2 separate regions of the Homo sapiens genome follow, and region 2 is linked to region 1. Evidence: read pairs that join two places in POLR2A ChIA-PET (ENCODE). Cell type or tissue: PC-9. All regions are shown on one strand.

Region 1 (8,000 bases):
TTTTCCCAAACTGATAACTGCCCTCCCAAACAAATCTACATTGACATCATAAATACAGTACTAAGCATTTTATAAGCTTATATATAAGAACATACCTTATTTGAATTGGTGCTAAACTGGGGAGAGGAGAATGCGAGTGGGAACTTGCTCCACATGCAGTGATGAAGCCTGTTCTATGCACCAGCCACAGGTTCTAGGGGCTGGGAAAACAGCAGGGAATAAATGGAATAAATCTAAGTCTTGCCATTGTGTTGCTTAACATTCTCGTGTGGAATATAGACAATAAAACAGTTGACCAATACAAGGTGGGGAGTGACAAGGGCCAGGAAGAAGAATCAAACACAGAAGAGCAGAGAGGGCAATGGAGAGAGCTACTTTGGGTAGGGTAGGGGGAATGTGAACAGAGGTCTGGTTGCAGAAGGGAGGGAGCTACCTGGAGACAGAGGAAGCATATTCCATGTACAGGCCTTAGGGCTGGAATATCTCTGGTAAGTTGAAGAACAATGAGGCCAGAGTGGCTGGAGAGGAGAGAGAGAGAGAGAAGGAAAACGTTGGAGGGTAACTAGGAGCAAGGTTCTGCAAGGTCTTGTTGACCATGGCAGGAATTTGGGGTTTTGCTCCAAGTGTGATGGGAAGCGTGGGAGGGTTGAGAGTGAAGGAGTGGCATGATCTGATTTATGTAATAAAAAAATCACTTGAGTGGCTGTGTGGTATGAAGGAGAAAAATAAACAAACGTGCATTGCATACCTTGTGCTGATAACGAACTATGAATGAAAAGAAGGATTAACTCAATTCTGAGCCTGAAGTTCATGAAAGAATAAAAAAGGAAGGAAAGGGGGGGAAAAGGAAAAACAAAATGTATTCCTATAAACTATTCTCCATCCCATGAGACAACTGTCCATCATTTCTCTATGGATTTTCTCAAACACTTCATAATTCTGCCCCCAGTGTTGGATTTGGGTATGATTGGAAGTATCAGTAAAAATGTATTATATAGATATAATGAGCTCTGTCCACTAAAATGGCCTAGACGCAATAATAACCCAGTGGCAATTAGCAAACTAGGCACCTAGCTCTCACTCTCTAAACACAACAACTTCCCTATTAAAAGGAATTAGGGGAAAAAAGAAATTAGGCATCTTTGAGGATATGGCTGATTTCTAGAATATCTGCTTATGCCAGAAAACAGTGAGCTGTGGTTGAAGACTGATGGAGATGTGGGAGAGGAAAAGGTTGAAAGGGATCCCACTGGCCAGATTTGGGACAATTAGGGCATCAGAGAGAATCACGGCAGTGATGGTACTAACATTTTAATTTTTTTTTTTAAATAAACAAGCAGTTAAGTAAGTAGATGGCAGATAGTGGGAACCAGGTTCCACCCTGTTGGAGGAGGAGGTTACATATGAACAAGGAGAGGCTAGAATGATCCGTGTGGTCCTGGATTGGAGTTGGAGATGCTGTGAACTCATGTTTAGCTTATATACACACAGTGATTCCACGTAGAAATTCTTAAAGATGGGTGTGTGTGCTCAGGTTCACGTACACACATATGTTTCTTTGCTTTTTCAGGGGAGATGGCCCAGAAGTAATGACATTCCAGGAGCAATAGGCACACCTAGCACCCCGATCTTGGTTTCTGTCTAGTGTACCCCAGTAAAAGGAAACAGAGGTCCTTGAAGAACTGGCTGACTCTAGGGCCAGGGCAGAAAATACACATGAAGGGGCCAGGTGCGGTGGCTCACGCCTGTAATCCCAGCACGTTGGGAGACCGAGGTGGGCAGATCACTTGAGGCCAGGAGTTTGAGACCCGCCTGGCCAACATGACGAAACCCCGTCTCTACTGAAAAATACAAAGAATTAGCCAGGTATGGTGACTCTGTCCCCCTCCCCCGCCCCCAAAAAAGAAAACATACACAAAGAGCCTAGAGCATCTTGTAGTGCCAAAAAGTAAGGACACACTTAAAGGAAAAAACTAACCAAAAATACTGCAATGACAGGGTTGTGCCAGAGGGACGCAGGAATCAGCTGAAAAGCTCCCAATGGCCAAGCTGGAGCAATTTGGGATTTTGGGGATTTTTTTTTTTTTTTTTTTTGACACAGGGTCTTACTCTATAGCCCAGGCTGGAGTGCAGAAGCACGATTACAGCTCACTGCAGCCTCCATCTCCTGGGCTCCAGCCATTCTCCTGCCTCAGCCTCCCAAGTAGCTGGAACTACACATGTGGGCCACCTCACTTGGCTAATTTTCTTTTTGTATTTTTTTCTTTCTTTTTTTTTTTTTTTTTTTTTTGAGATGGAGTCTCGCTCTGTCCCCCAGGCTGGAGTGCAGTGGCGCAATTTTGGCTCACTGTAACCTCCGCCTCCTGGGCTCAAGCGATTCTCCTGCCTCAGCCTCCCGAGTAGCTGGGATTACAGGCACGTGCCACCGTGCCCAGCTAATTTTTGTATTTTTAGTAGGGACGGGGTTTCACCATGCCAGGCTGGTCTTAAACTCCTGACCTCATGATCCACCCGCCTTGGCCTCTCAAAGTGCTGGGAATACGGGCGTGAGCCACTGCACCCCGCCTTTTGTGCTTTTTGTAGAGACAGAGTTTCGCTATGTTGCCCAGGCTGGAGCTCAAGCCATTTGAATAACACAGTAAAGACATTACTATAGGATTATAACCCCAAGTATTACATGAGTCCATACTTACATAAGGAAATGATTGAATAGATAAACAAATGGGGGAGAAGAGACAAATCCCCCCCAGCAGATGAATTCGAAACACTTTATGTAGATACTTGAGAAGCTGTGGCAGGTCTCCTCACTTGCTGGCAGTATATGCCTTGGAGGTGATGTGATTCCAGTGGCATTTTACCCCCTGGTGTCCTCACCAAAACCCATTACCCCAGTCTAATCATGAGGAAGAACATCAGACAAATTGAAATTGAAGGACATTTTACAAAAATGTCTGAACAGTACTCTTCAATACTGTTAAGGTCATCAAAACCAAGGCAAGTGTGGCCAGGCATGGTGGCTCATGCCTATAATCCCAGCACTTTGGGAGGCTGAGGTGGGTGGATCACTTGAGGTCAGGAGTTCAAGACCAGCCTGGCCAACTTGGTGAAATCCAGTCTCTACTAAAAATACAAAAAATTAGCTGGGCATGGCGGTGGATGTCTATAATCACAGCTACTCGGGAGGCTGAGGCAGGAGAATCGCTTGAATCCAGGGAGCGGAGGTTGCAGTGAGCCGAGATCGTGCCACTGCAGCACTCCAGCCTGGATGACCGAGTGAGACTCTGTCTCAAAAAAAAAAAAAAAAAAAAGACGAAAACAAACAAACAAAAAACAAGGTAAGTCTGAGAAACTGTCACAACCAAGGGGAGGAGACGCAATGGCTAGATGTAGGGTGGCATCCTGGAAAAGAAAAAGGACATTAGGGAAAAACGGAGGACATCAAAATAAAGTGCGGACTTCAGTTAACAATAATGTAGTAATATGGGTTCATTAATTATAACAAATGAGTCATACTAATGTGTTAATATTAAGGGAAATGAGATGTGGGCGGTATGGGCACTGCCTGTAGTATCTTACCAGTTTTCCTTTAAGGGTAAAACTGTTCACAAATTGAAAGTCTGTTGAACAGGCCAGGTGCAGTGACTCATGCCTGTAATCCCAGCATTTTGGGAAGTCAAGGTGGGTGGATCACTTGAGGCCAGGAGTTAGAGATCAGCCTGGTCAACATGGCAAAACCACCTCTACAAAAAAATACAAAAATTAGCCGGGTATGGTGGTTTATGCCTGTAGTCCCAGTTACTTGGGAGGCTGATGTGGGAGGATCACCTGAGCCCAAGGCAGTCGAGGCTGCAGTGGGCTGTGATCAGCCACTACACTCCAGCCTGGGTGAAAGAGTAAAGCCCTGTCTCAAAAAAAAAAAAAAAAAAAAAAAAAAAAGTCAGTGAGCCCTCTAATACACAGAAGAGAAAGATGGAGAATGCAGTTAGTAAATGGAGAGGGAATGAGATACAGTTCTCATTATAAATCACCATTTTGCAATCCTTGACATAGTAATTGATTCCCCAAAAGCATCCATGAATGCTAAAACTACTGAGTGAAAGACAGCTCAAAATAGGATTTTCATATAGCCTCAGGGAATCACCCTACAGATTATTTATTAACCACAAGGGGTGGGGGAAATGTACCTTGATAGAAAAGAAATCTAAAGATTTCTGGCTGGGTGCGGTGGCTCACACCTGTAATCCCAGCACTTTGGGAGGCCGAGGCAGGTGGATCATGAGGTCAGGAGTTCAAGACCAGCCTGGCTGGGATGCTAAAACTCCATCTCTACTAACACTACAAAAAAAAAAAAAAATTGAGCTGGGCGTGGTGATGGGCACCTGTAATCCCAGCTACTCGGGAGGCTGAGGCAGGAGAATGGCATGAACCCGGGAGGCGAAGGTTGCAGTGAGCCAAGATTGCACCACTGCACTCCAGCCTGAGCGACAGAGTGAGACTCCATCTCAAAAAAAAAAAATTTTTTTTTTCTAAATTTCTGAAGAAACTGCCTTATCTAAATAATCATAGCCTCTCCAACAGTAGGGTCACCTGATACCTTGTGCCTCCCAATATGATGCAATAGAAAGTGCACAGTGTCACCTGTGAAGAATGTTAGCTGAAAAAATGGTTTGTCCTGAACTTATTCATGAGGAATCAGACTCAGAATGTGGAACACTCTGCACAAGAGCTGTCCTGGACTCTTCAAAAGAGTCATTGCTCAGCAAAACAGAAAGCAAGGTGGGGAAGAACTGTTTTTGGTGACAAGAGGTTAAAGAGACATAACAACCAAATGCAATGTGTACATTTTTTGTTGAGTCTTAGATAAAGATAACCAGGGTCACTTGAATATGGACTGTATAACAGACAACAGAGACTGTATGTCCATTTTTAAAAGTTGTGATAACATTTCCTTTTTGGTTTTGTTTTGTTCTTTCTGAGACAGGGTCTCGCTCTGTCGCCCAGGTTGGAGTGCAGTGGTGCTATCTTGGCGCCCTGTAACTTCTGCTTCCTGGGTTCAAGCGATTCTCCTGCCTCAGCCACCGAGTAGCTGGGATTACAGGTGTGCGCCCCCATGCCCGACTAATTTTTTATTTATTATTTATTTATTTTTATTTTTATTTTTTTGAGACAGAGTCTTGCTGTGTCGCCAGGCTGGAGTGCAGTGGCGCAATCTTGGCTCACTGCAACCTCCGCCTCCCGGGTTCAAGCGATTCTCCTGCCTCAGCCTCCCGAGTAGCTGGGACTACAGGCATCCGCCACCACGCCCAGCTAATTTTTTGTATTTTGGTAGAGACGGGGTTTCACCATGTTGGCCAGGATGGTCTAGATCTCCTGACCACATGATCCGCCCACCTCGGCCACCCAAAGTGCTGGGACTACAGGTCTGAACCACTGCGCCCGGCCTATTTTTTTTTTTTTTTTTAGATGGAGTCTTGGTGTGTCGCCCAGGCTGGAGTGCAGTGGCATGATCTCAGCTCACTGCAACCTCTGCCCCCCGGGTTCAAACAATTCTCCTGCCTCAGCCTCCTGAATAGCTGGGATTACAGGTGTGAACCACCACACCCAGCTATTTTTGAATTTTTAGTAGAGACGGGGTTTCACCATGTTGGCCAGGCTGTTCTTGAATTCCAGGCCTCAGGTGATCCGCCCGCCTCAGTCTCCCAAAGTGCTGGGATTACAGGTGTGAGCCACCACGACCAGCCATGATAAAATTTTCATTACTAGAAAAATGTTCTTATTCTCTGGAAATGCTTGGTGTAGTATTTTGGAGTGAAGTGCTATGATTTCTGCAACTTTATTATTTAGCAAGAAAAATTGTGTGTGTGTGTGTGTGTGTGTTTCCATATATATGGAAATAGAGACAGAAATAAAGAAAATTTATAAAATGTTAACAATTGGTAAATTTGGTGAAGGATATATTCATTATACTATCGTTCTTTTTCTTTCTTTAAGAGACAGGGTCTCTGTCGCCAGGCTGGGGTGCAGTGGCAAACCCTAGTTCACTGCAGCCTTGAACTCCTGGGCTCAAGCCATCCTCCTGCCTCAGCTTCCCAAAGTGCTAGGATTACAAGTGTGAGCCCAACCTCACTGTAATATCTTTCAACTCTTCTGGAGATTCTCAATTTTTCAAAATAAAAAGTTGGGAAAAATTAAAATGTCTATAGAGACGATGTAAGGATAGGTATTGAGCATTAACTATATAGTGAATTGTAGAACAAGGATAATATGAGGTTTCAAAAGAAGAGAGTACAGTAGGCTGGGTGTGGTGGCTCACCCCTGTAATCCCAGCACTTTGGGAGGCCAAGGTGGGTGGATCACCTGAGGTCAGGCGTTCAAGACCAGCCTGGTCAACACGGTGAAACCCCGTCTCTACTAAAAATACAAAAATCAGCTGGGCATGATGGCACATGCCTGTAGTCCCAGGCTGAGGCAGGAGAATGACTTGAATCCAGGAGGCAGAGGTTGCAGTGAGCCGAGATCCCACCACTGCACTCCAGCCTGGGTGACAGAGCAAGACTCTGTCTCAAAAAAAAGAGAGTACAGTATATAATGGTTTTATGATCTGTCAATGTGCACCTCTTAAAATGGCGAAAGAATGGTAAGAACATATGCAAAAAAAGTTTTTTTTTAACGTTTTCAGTAATTATATTGGAGTAAGTGTATTTAATATTGTTATTCTGAGACTGATGTGTGTGCATTGTTGGATAAAGCAAATGAACAATTCTAAGATATTCTAAAAATAATAATAAAAAGTTGAGAAATAAATTCCAAACTCACAATATATTTTAAATGTTCACATTTAACAAATGAAAGCCTTTAAAACAGAAATACATGGTGAAACCCAGACTCTACTAAAAATACAAAAATTAGCTGAGCGTGGTGGTGGGCGCCTGTAATCCCAGCTACTCCAGAGGCTGAGGCAGGAGAATTGCTTGAACTTGGGAGGCAGAGGTTGCAGTGAGCTGAGATCTCGTCACTGCACTCCAGCCTGGGTGAGAGAGCAAGACTCTTAGAAAAAAAAGCCAAAAAAAAAGCACAGTATACAATATATTATACTAAAATACTCATAATCAAAAACTAATTACATAAACTATAAACATACATCTCTTATACAACAATTTAAAAACACTCACAAAATAAATTATGACTGCTAGAAAATTAAAAACAAAAAACAGTAGAAGCCAGGTGCAGTGACTCATGCCTGTAATCCCAGCACTTTGGGAAGCTGAGGCAGGTGGATCACTTGAGGTCAGGAGTTCGAGACCAGCCTGGCCAACACGGTGAAACCCAGTCTCTTCCAAAAATACAAAAATTAGCCGGGCGTGGTATGTGCCCCAGTAATCCCAGCTACTAGGGAGGCTGAGGCAGGAGAATCGCTTGAACCCGGGAGGCAGAGGTTGCAGTGAGCTGAGACTGCACCACTGTACTACAGCCTGGGCAACAGAGCAAGACTCTTTCTCAAAACAAAAACAAACAAAAAAACCAAAAACAATTGGTCCATGGTTCCTGATAGGCTGTGTAGTCTGGTAATAGACATAGGTTTGAAGCTGTATGAAGAATATCTTTCAGTAGCTTTGGGGATGATTTAATCTTATTTGGAGAGAACATTAAGGATTCGAATTTGAGGCTGTTCCTAAGTGTGAAGCCTGAGTCACCGCCCCTCCCAGTGTGGACCTAGATCAGAAAGCACTATTTACATACAAAGATCTCTGCCTCCGCCCCTGCCTTGGGGCTGTTCTCTGCCCTGGGCAGGGAAATTCCCTCTGGTCAAAACATCCTGCAAGGCATGGAAAGCAAAAGCATAAACTGCAGTTCAAATCCACAAATACCCCTTTTCTGGTATCTCCTTAATCCCTTCTGTTCATCACAGTTTAGTTTACAAAATTATTGCTTTGGAAGTCACAGCTGGAACAAGTCTGAGCTGGTAATGTCCAGTAGGACAGAAAACAGAAAGCGAGGGC
Region 2 (8,000 bases), 140 kb before region 1:
ATTAGCTGGGTGTGGTAGTGCACACCTGTAGTTCCATCTGTTCAGGAGGCTGAGGTGGGAAGATCGCTTGAGCCTGAGAATCTGAGGCTGCAGTGAGTCATGATCATGCCACTGCACTCCAGCCTGAGCAACAGAACAATTAAGAAAACAAACAACAAAAATAATAGAGGCCTGTTCATGATATAATGCCAAGAAAGCTATATTCCTATAAGCTTTTAATGGATGATGATAATTTTCCAAGAATTTGGAACAACAAATAAAGAATAACAAATATTTATTGACCATTTGGTACATGTAGACATTATTCTAAGCACTATTCAGGTATTATCACATTTAAGCCTTATCAAAATCTTCTGTCACTGATTCTATTATTGTCTGCATTTTAAAGATGTGGAAACTGGTGGGGCGCAGTGGCTCACACCTGTAATCCCAGCACTTTGGGAGGCCGAGGCTGAACAGATCACTTGAGGTCAGGAGTTCGAGACCAGCCTGGCCAAAGTGGTGAAACCCCATCTCTACTAAAAATACAAAAACTAGTTGGGTGTGGTGGGCATGCCTGTAGTCTCAGCTACTTAGGAGGCTGAAACAGGAGAATTGCTTGAACCCGGGAGGCAGAGGTTGCAGTGAGCCAAGATCACACCACTGCACTCCAGCCTGGGCAACAGAGCAAGACTCCATCTCAAGAAAAGGCAAATAAAAATAAAGATATGGAAACTGAGGCAGTGATTTTATTAGATCCCTAAGGTACAGTTATAAGGGCAGTTTCGGCACCAGAGCTCACGCTGTCATCACTACACTAAACTGTCCTTTGGAGAAGTAAGCAGCTAGGTAGTTTTTGCCTAAGAGATAGACTGCATCCAGTATGTTTGCCCAGGGACATAATGCAAACCAGGGAAGGCCCATGGTCCACCACCATAACCAGTAACCCTGACATTGCCTGAGTTAGTGCTCAGGCACAATCTTCTTTCTGCAGTTCTGTTAACCAGCTGGCCCCATAAGTTCCCACCTCTGTATATTAGCCCCAGAGCTCTCTGCAGCAAAGCTGAGCTATATCCATTGGACCTGTCTTCCTAGAGGCAAACAATCACTGATTTACATGGGAATGCTGGCATGAGAAGAATGAGATGAGGTTTCACAACTTGTGGAGTTCTGGCACTTTTGCAAACTGTCCTTCCAGTTCTATCTCCGGCCCAGAAACAGGTTTTTATCAGACCTAGAACTCTCACAAAACTAGGAGATTATGAAGACTACTCACAGAGAGCATTTCTGCAATCACCACAAGGAAATACCTAGGCAAAATGTTTTAAAAACTTCAGAGTACAGCATAGTCCTGTGGAACCTACTTCTAATTGTGAATAGAAAAGGGCAAGCAGTTGCAACCAGGTTTTGCTCCAGATGGTTGGAAGATCTTTGCATTGATCTCTCTGTTCCTCCCCTCACACATCCCAACAACACACAAACACAACTCTTGGAGGTTGTTGACTTGTCTGCAGTGAATGGTTTAAGATCAGCATGGTTTTGCATTCTTTGGTCCTAATCTTTACCAGCAATGCAGGATCCCAAAGGAACGCCAGATAAAATGAGCTGACTTGGTTTAGTTTCACTTAATTGTTTTGCATCCCTTTTTGTTTGTGGTAGATCAGGGTAATTGTTGACCATCTTTCTGCTTGATTAGTGATGTTTAAACCTGAACCTATCTTTCAGTGATGTTTATTTGGTTTGAAACCTCTGATGAGCGTCATGATAATTAGAAAGCGAGTTGAGACTTATCGAAGCTTCTTTCAGTTCCAACATTTATCTGGAGTATTATTATAATAAACCTGGAAGTGATGTGTGTATATGCAATTTGACATGTATCTGGCTCTCACATCTTTACGTCCTGATAGAAGGCTAATGGGCCTAATGGGCCCTGACCCTGTGTGTCAGTTACCTGTCATTAAACCCTCGGATTGACCTGCTTTGAGGTCGATTCCCTCTCAGGCTGGCGTCACTCCCTGGACAGTCGTCCCAGACTTCCTTTCAGGTCTTTTTCTCTACTTTCTGCTTTTTGCTTGTCTTCCTTTCTGTTCCCTCTTCCATCAATCATTTTTGCTGTCACTCCTTCTATGGTGAGACTTTTACCTACCAGCTTTCTCTTTCCTCTGGCTTTATGATCTATTCTCTGCTATTTTCTGTTAGCTACACTGCTCTTCCTTAAAGTGTATCCCTACTCCTTCCCCAATCCTATTTCTTCCTCTGAATCATTGGTTCTCAACTGAGGGGCAATCTTGGTACCCAGTGGAGATTTGGCAATGTCTGGAGAGATTTTTAGTTATGACGACTGGGGGTGGGGGTAGTGACTTTACTTGCTAGCATCCAGTGGGTAGAGGCCTGGAAGCTAATGAACATCCTACAGTGCACAGGGTGGCCCCTCCCCCCACGGTGACACAACAAGGAACTGGCTGGCTCAAGATGTCAATAGAGCCAAGCCTCAGAAGTCCCAGGCTACACAGATGTCTATCCACCTCTCAATGGGAGTGTTTTCTCTCCTGGTTCCAAATCGCAGTTGCTTAATCCTTTCTTTCCCCAGGCCGGGGCTTTAGTGTGTTCCCATTCACTTGTTATTGCTCTTCCTTGCCACCGGATCCTTCTTGACTGAACAGTCCTTACACCTTCACACTTGCCCTGATCTCACCCCTGAGACTTAGTGTAGCAGCTACTTTATCAATCAGCTGCCCTGGAGTGACCTGAGGAGCTACAAAAATAATTTTCTTAGAATTCTGTTTATTTTCCAGTTTTTCACAAATCCAGTGCAGTGTTGTTGTTGTTATTGTTGTTTTTGCTTTGTTTTGTTTTGTTTTCCTGAAACAGCATCTCACTCTGTGCCCAGACTGATGTGCAGTGGCGCAATCATAGTTTACTGTAGCCTCAAGTTCCTGGGCTCAGGCAATCCTCCTGCCTCAGCCTCCTAACTAGTTGGGACTACAGGTGCACACCACCATGCCCAGCTAATTTTTTTAAAAATATTTTTTGTGGACACCAGGTCTATGTTGCCCAAGCTGGTCTCGAACTCCTGGGCTCAAGCAATCCTCCCACCTCAGCCTCCTAAAGTGCTGGGATTGCAGGTGTGAGCCACTGCACCTGGCTCCATGCAGTCCTTAAAGCTTAAGCTCCATGCTTCTGGTTTCAAAGTTTCTGGAGTATATCACATCTGCCTGACAGGTGCAGCCACAGCAGCCCTCTGCGGGGCCCTTCTTGCTTCTTCCTGCAATGCCTCCTTCCACTCCCCTGCTGCTGGCCACAGAAACTGCTCCTGGCTTCTTCGTTATGTGAATGCTTGAGTGTTGCCAGCATGGGTGTGGCTTACAGGAGGCTCTTCTGTCACTGTAAGACAGAGAAGAAATACCTTCCACTACCTTCATTCATTCTTTTTTTTAAAGGAGCATTTACTATATGCTGGGCAATGCTGGGTGTAGGAGAAATTAAAGTAAATGAGAGGCCGAGCACAATGGCTCATGTCTATGATCCCAGCACTTTGGGAGGACGAGACAAGTAGATTAGTTGAGTCCAAGAGCTTGAGACCAGCCTGGGCAACATAGAGAAACCCCATCTCTACCAAAAAATGCAAAAATTAGCCAAGCATGGTGGTGTGCGCCTGTAGTCCCAGCTACACAGGAGACTGAAGTTGGAGGATCGCTTGAGCCTGGGAGGTTGGAGGTTTCAGTGAGGTGAGATCACACCTCTGCACTCCAGCCTGGGCAACAGAGGGAGACCCTGTCTCAAAAAAAAAAAAAAAAAAAGGAAAAAAACAAAACAAAACAGACATTTGGGGTCCTGACTTCCCAGGCACAAATAAAGTAAATGAGAGAAAAACTGTCTCCAAGGAGCTCCAAGTGTGGTGGACAGACAAGCAAGAAAACCTAAGCACACAAAAATCAGTGCTGCATGCTGGAGGTAAGCAGTTATAGGAGTTCAAAGGAAAAAGTGCTTGTATTCGTTTCCATAGGCTGCTGTAACAAGTACCAAAGCCTAGTGGCTTAAAACAATGCAAGTTTATTACAGTTCTAAAGGTCAGAAGTCCAAAATCAGTCTCAGTGGGCTAAAATCAAGGTGCTGGGCAGGGTTGTGTTCCTTCTACGGGCTCTAGAAGAGAATTGTTTGCTTGATTTTTCTAGCTTCTGGAGGCTGCCTGCATTCCTTGGCTCCTGACCCTACGCTCCATTTTCAAAGCCAGTGGTGCAGCGTCTTCCAATCTCTCTTTTCCTGCTTCCTTCATCCTTTCTCCTTCCCTGACTCTGACCCGCCTTTCTTCTTTTTTTTTTTTTTTTTTTTTTTTTTTTTTTTTTTTTTTGAGACAGAGTCTCGCTCTGTCGCCCAGGCTGGAGTGCAGTGGCGCGATCTCGGCTCACTGCAAGCTCCGCCTCTCGGATTCACACCATTCTCCTGCCTCAGCCTCCAGAGTAGCTGGGACTACAGGCGCCCGCCACCACGCCCGGCTAATTTTTTGTGTTTTTAGTAGAGACGGGGTTTCACCGTGTTAGCCAGGATGGTGTAGATCTCCTGACCTCGTGATCCTCCCGCCTTGGCCTCCCAAAGTGCTGGGATTACAGGCGTGAGCCACAGCGCCCGGCCCACCTTCCTTCTTCTTATAGGGCCTCTTTTGATTCCTTTGAGCCTACCTACATAACCCAGGGATGTTCCCATCTGAAGATCCTTTGCCGTGTAAGGTAACACACCCACAGGTTCTGGGGATTTTGATGCATACAGCTTTAAAGGTTATTATTTCGCCCGCTATGTGCCTTAAGTTAGGTTAGGGTAGGGGGGTGGCTTCAAAGAGGAGGTGTGCCCAAATGGAGGCGGAAGAATAGGGTATACAAAAGGTTCTGGGGCGATAGCGAGTCTGCCACAGACTGAGAACCACCAGAAGTTTGGTATGGTGGGAATGCAGTGTGTGGTATTGGGGGAAGGGTCAAACCTGATGTTGCAAAGAAAGGCAGAGGTGAAACTGAAGCTTATCTTGGGGTGGGGGTGGGGCATGGAACTAAAAGAATTTGGAAAGTTCTCAAGTGATGAGGTTGCATTTACACCTGCACTGTCCAGTCCGGGCCACCAGCAACCTGTGGCAAGTGAGCATATGAAACGTGGCCAGTCCAAATTTGAGATGTGCGGTAAGTGTATATGCAACAAGATTTCAAAAACTTAGTATGAAAAAACATAAAAATATCTCATTAAAATTTTGTGTATTAATAATTTGGGTATATTGGGTTAAAATTTATTAAATGTTTTCCATTCACCTGTTCCTTTTTACTTTCTAAACGAGGCCACTGGCACACTGAGTCTTCTGATCCCAAGTCAGATACCTTATTCATTAGTCAATGTGGTCATCACTGGCAAACGTAAAATTGCATATGTGGCTCACATTAGATTTCTTTTGGACAGTGCTGGTCTAGAGGCTTAGGAGGAAAACAAACTGAGGGGTTGAAACTGGAGGAGAACAGGCTGGACTAGAAGTGACATGGGCTGGAATTGTGCTGGCATGGAGGAGCAGGGAGGGATAGAAAGGAGCTCTGTGAGGGACCGTTGGCAGGACCTGGTGGCTGGGAGGCAGTCCAGGAGAGAGGGAGGGTCCAGGGAAGCCCCCAGTCCCATGATTGTATGGATGGTGGGAAAGGCAAGTTTTTTTTAGGTGTGTAGAATTTCAGATCCCTGGGGCACAGCAGCATCTCCTCACCAGCACTCCATACAGATGAAGCAGGGTGGCCCGGAAGCTCCTTCTCCAACCTGGTGCAGCTTTCGCAACCTGACTCGCTCTTTCAGTTATTAAGAATCAGCCAGCCAGCCCAGTGGCTCACTCCTGCGATCTCAACACTTGTGGAGGTCCAGGTGGGAAGTTCGCTTGAGCCCATGAGTTAGAGACCAGCTCGTGCAACATGGTGAGACCTTGTCTCTACAAAATATTAAAAAGTTAGCTGAGCATGGTGGTGCACACCTGTAGTCCTAGCTACAGGGAAGCTGAGGCGGGAGGATCAATTGAGCCTGGGATGTGGAAGTTGTAGTAAGCCAAGACTGCACCACTGCACTTCAGTCTCGACCACAGAGTGAGACCCTGTCCCAAAAAAAGAAAAAAAAGGAATCTGATGCACATTCCCTCAGGGTGGGATCTGGGAGACAATGTGAGGAGTGACTGTACCCTATAAGTTCCCCCAACCCCTGCTATAGTAAAACAATTGCCCTCCTCACAATCTCTCAGCCCCAGCTTTGGTCTCTCCTGCCAGCCACCCAGTGCATCCCTTCCTTGGGTGCACAACCCAGGATTCCAAGCTATGCGGAGACCACTTTCTCTTGTCACTTAATTGAAGTCTTGGAGCCCAGCCTCATCTCCATCTCCTCTAATTACTGCTTCCCAGTAACAAAACCCTTTGGGCCATGTCTGGGTGGTCCAAATTTTCTGAGTGTGATTCCTAGGGACACTCTCCATGAGTTCCTACACGTGTTTAAAAGAGCGGGCCCTGTTATTGTAAATTTACAAATGAGGACACTGACACCCAGAAAGATTATGTCTGTATGTTGGTGCATACAGAGCTAGAGTTTGGACCTCCTGGCTTCCAGCTCCGGGTTTTTGTTTTTTTCAGAATACCCATTTGTTCTCCTCCTATATTACAGAACAATAATGAAGTTACGAAACCCTTCAAGAGATTTTTAAAAAATCAGTCTCTATCCATCTGATATCCTAAATTCTGACACCTTTCAAATACTTTGTATCAGTCGTTCCTTAACTATTTGCAGCATAAATGAATGGATGAATGAACGCTTTGCACTGTCTTAGAAAACAGGAGCTATAAAACATTAAAGCAGGCTAGGCATGGTGGTTCATGCCTGTAATCCCAGCACTTTGGGAGGCAGAGGCGGGCGGATCAGGAGGTCAGGAGATCGAGACCATCCTGGCCAGCATGGTGAAACCCTGTCTCTACTAAAAATTCAAAAATTAGCTGGGCGTGATGGCGTACGCCTGTAATCCCAGCTACTCGGGAGGCTTGGGCAGGCGAATCGCTTGAACCCAGGAGGTGGAGGTTGCAGTGAGCCGAGATCGCACCACTGCAACTCCAGTCTGATGACAGAGCGAGACTCTGTCTCAAAAAAAAAAAAAAAAAAAAAATCAAAGCAAAGTACTCAGAAGGTGTTCCCTGAACATTTTGTTGGGGTGACAGCGTCATCATATGTTACAGCAGAACAACCCGTTAAAGATAATGGGTCTTCTGGTTTCCACCTGAAGGCTTAGATAAGACTTCATGAGTAAAGGAGTCCACTGAAATAAGTATGAATTACTGAGTCAGGGCACCCCACCCTACAGGTGAAGGTGCTGAGACTCAGAGCAGTCAGAGTCACACAGTACATTTGTGATTCAGACTTCCCAAGGTCCTGGTGTCTGCCTTGCACCCAAGCTGAAACCTTAACTAACAGAAGTGCAATTTGCTTTGGGAGGCTGAGGTGGGCGGATCACAAGGTCAGGAGTTTGAGACGAGCCTGGCCAATATGGTGAAACCTGTCTCTACTAAAAATACCAAAAAAAATTAGCCAGGTGTGGTGGCGCACACCTGTAATCCCAGCTACTCAAGAGGCTGAGGCAGGAGAATTGCTTGAACCCGGGAGGCAGAGGTTGCGGTGAGCCTAGATAGCACCACTGCACTCCAGCCTGGGTGACAGATAGAGACTCCGTCTCAAAAAAAAAAAAAAAGAAGAAGAAGAAGTGCAATTTGATTTATACTTCTGGTGCAAATCAGACTGGTATTCTGTCATTCACTATCAAATATAGAGTTGAAAATCGAATTGCATGGTTCTAATTCTTTCATGAGACTCCAATTATTGTCAAGATTTAAAAAGGACTCTGACTTCACCTAGGAATTAGTTGCTAGTGGTAGCAGCTAATAACGTGATGGGTCAGAACTCAAATTCTAGAGTCAGGAAGAGCCAGAAAATCACTTTACCTCATCTCTCAGCCTCTGTTTCTGCATCACAAAAAC

What was found. ChIA-PET counts read pairs that join two places held together with the same protein. Peaks named below come from ENCODE experiments on the same cell type or tissue, not always from the same donor. Only the 100,000 strongest peaks of a DNase experiment are listed, where the experiment ranks them.
Region 2: POLR2A ChIA-PET joins it to region 1 with 19 read pairs; 5 of 35 experiments call an interaction of 5 or more read pairs at or near these places.

Annotation. Positions count from the first base shown.
Region 1 is chr18:59,839,546-59,847,545 of GRCh38, forward strand. No RefSeq gene overlaps it. Among named protein-coding and RNA genes, the nearest start is that of PMAIP1, 56 kb to the right of the region's middle. RefSeq lists a silencer at 7,592-7,886 and enhancers at 7,849-8,000, 7,851-7,930. In PC-9, CTCF peaks have their summits at 913 and 1,113; DNase peaks (open chromatin) are centred at 4,616 and 7,746; H3K27ac peaks cover 1,484 bases.
Region 2 is chr18:59,704,235-59,712,234 of GRCh38, forward strand. No RefSeq gene overlaps it. Among named protein-coding and RNA genes, the nearest start is that of CCBE1, 11 kb to the left of the region's middle. RefSeq lists a silencer at 2,355-2,538. In PC-9, no CTCF peak of the experiment used is centred here; DNase peaks (open chromatin) are centred at 87 and 1,137.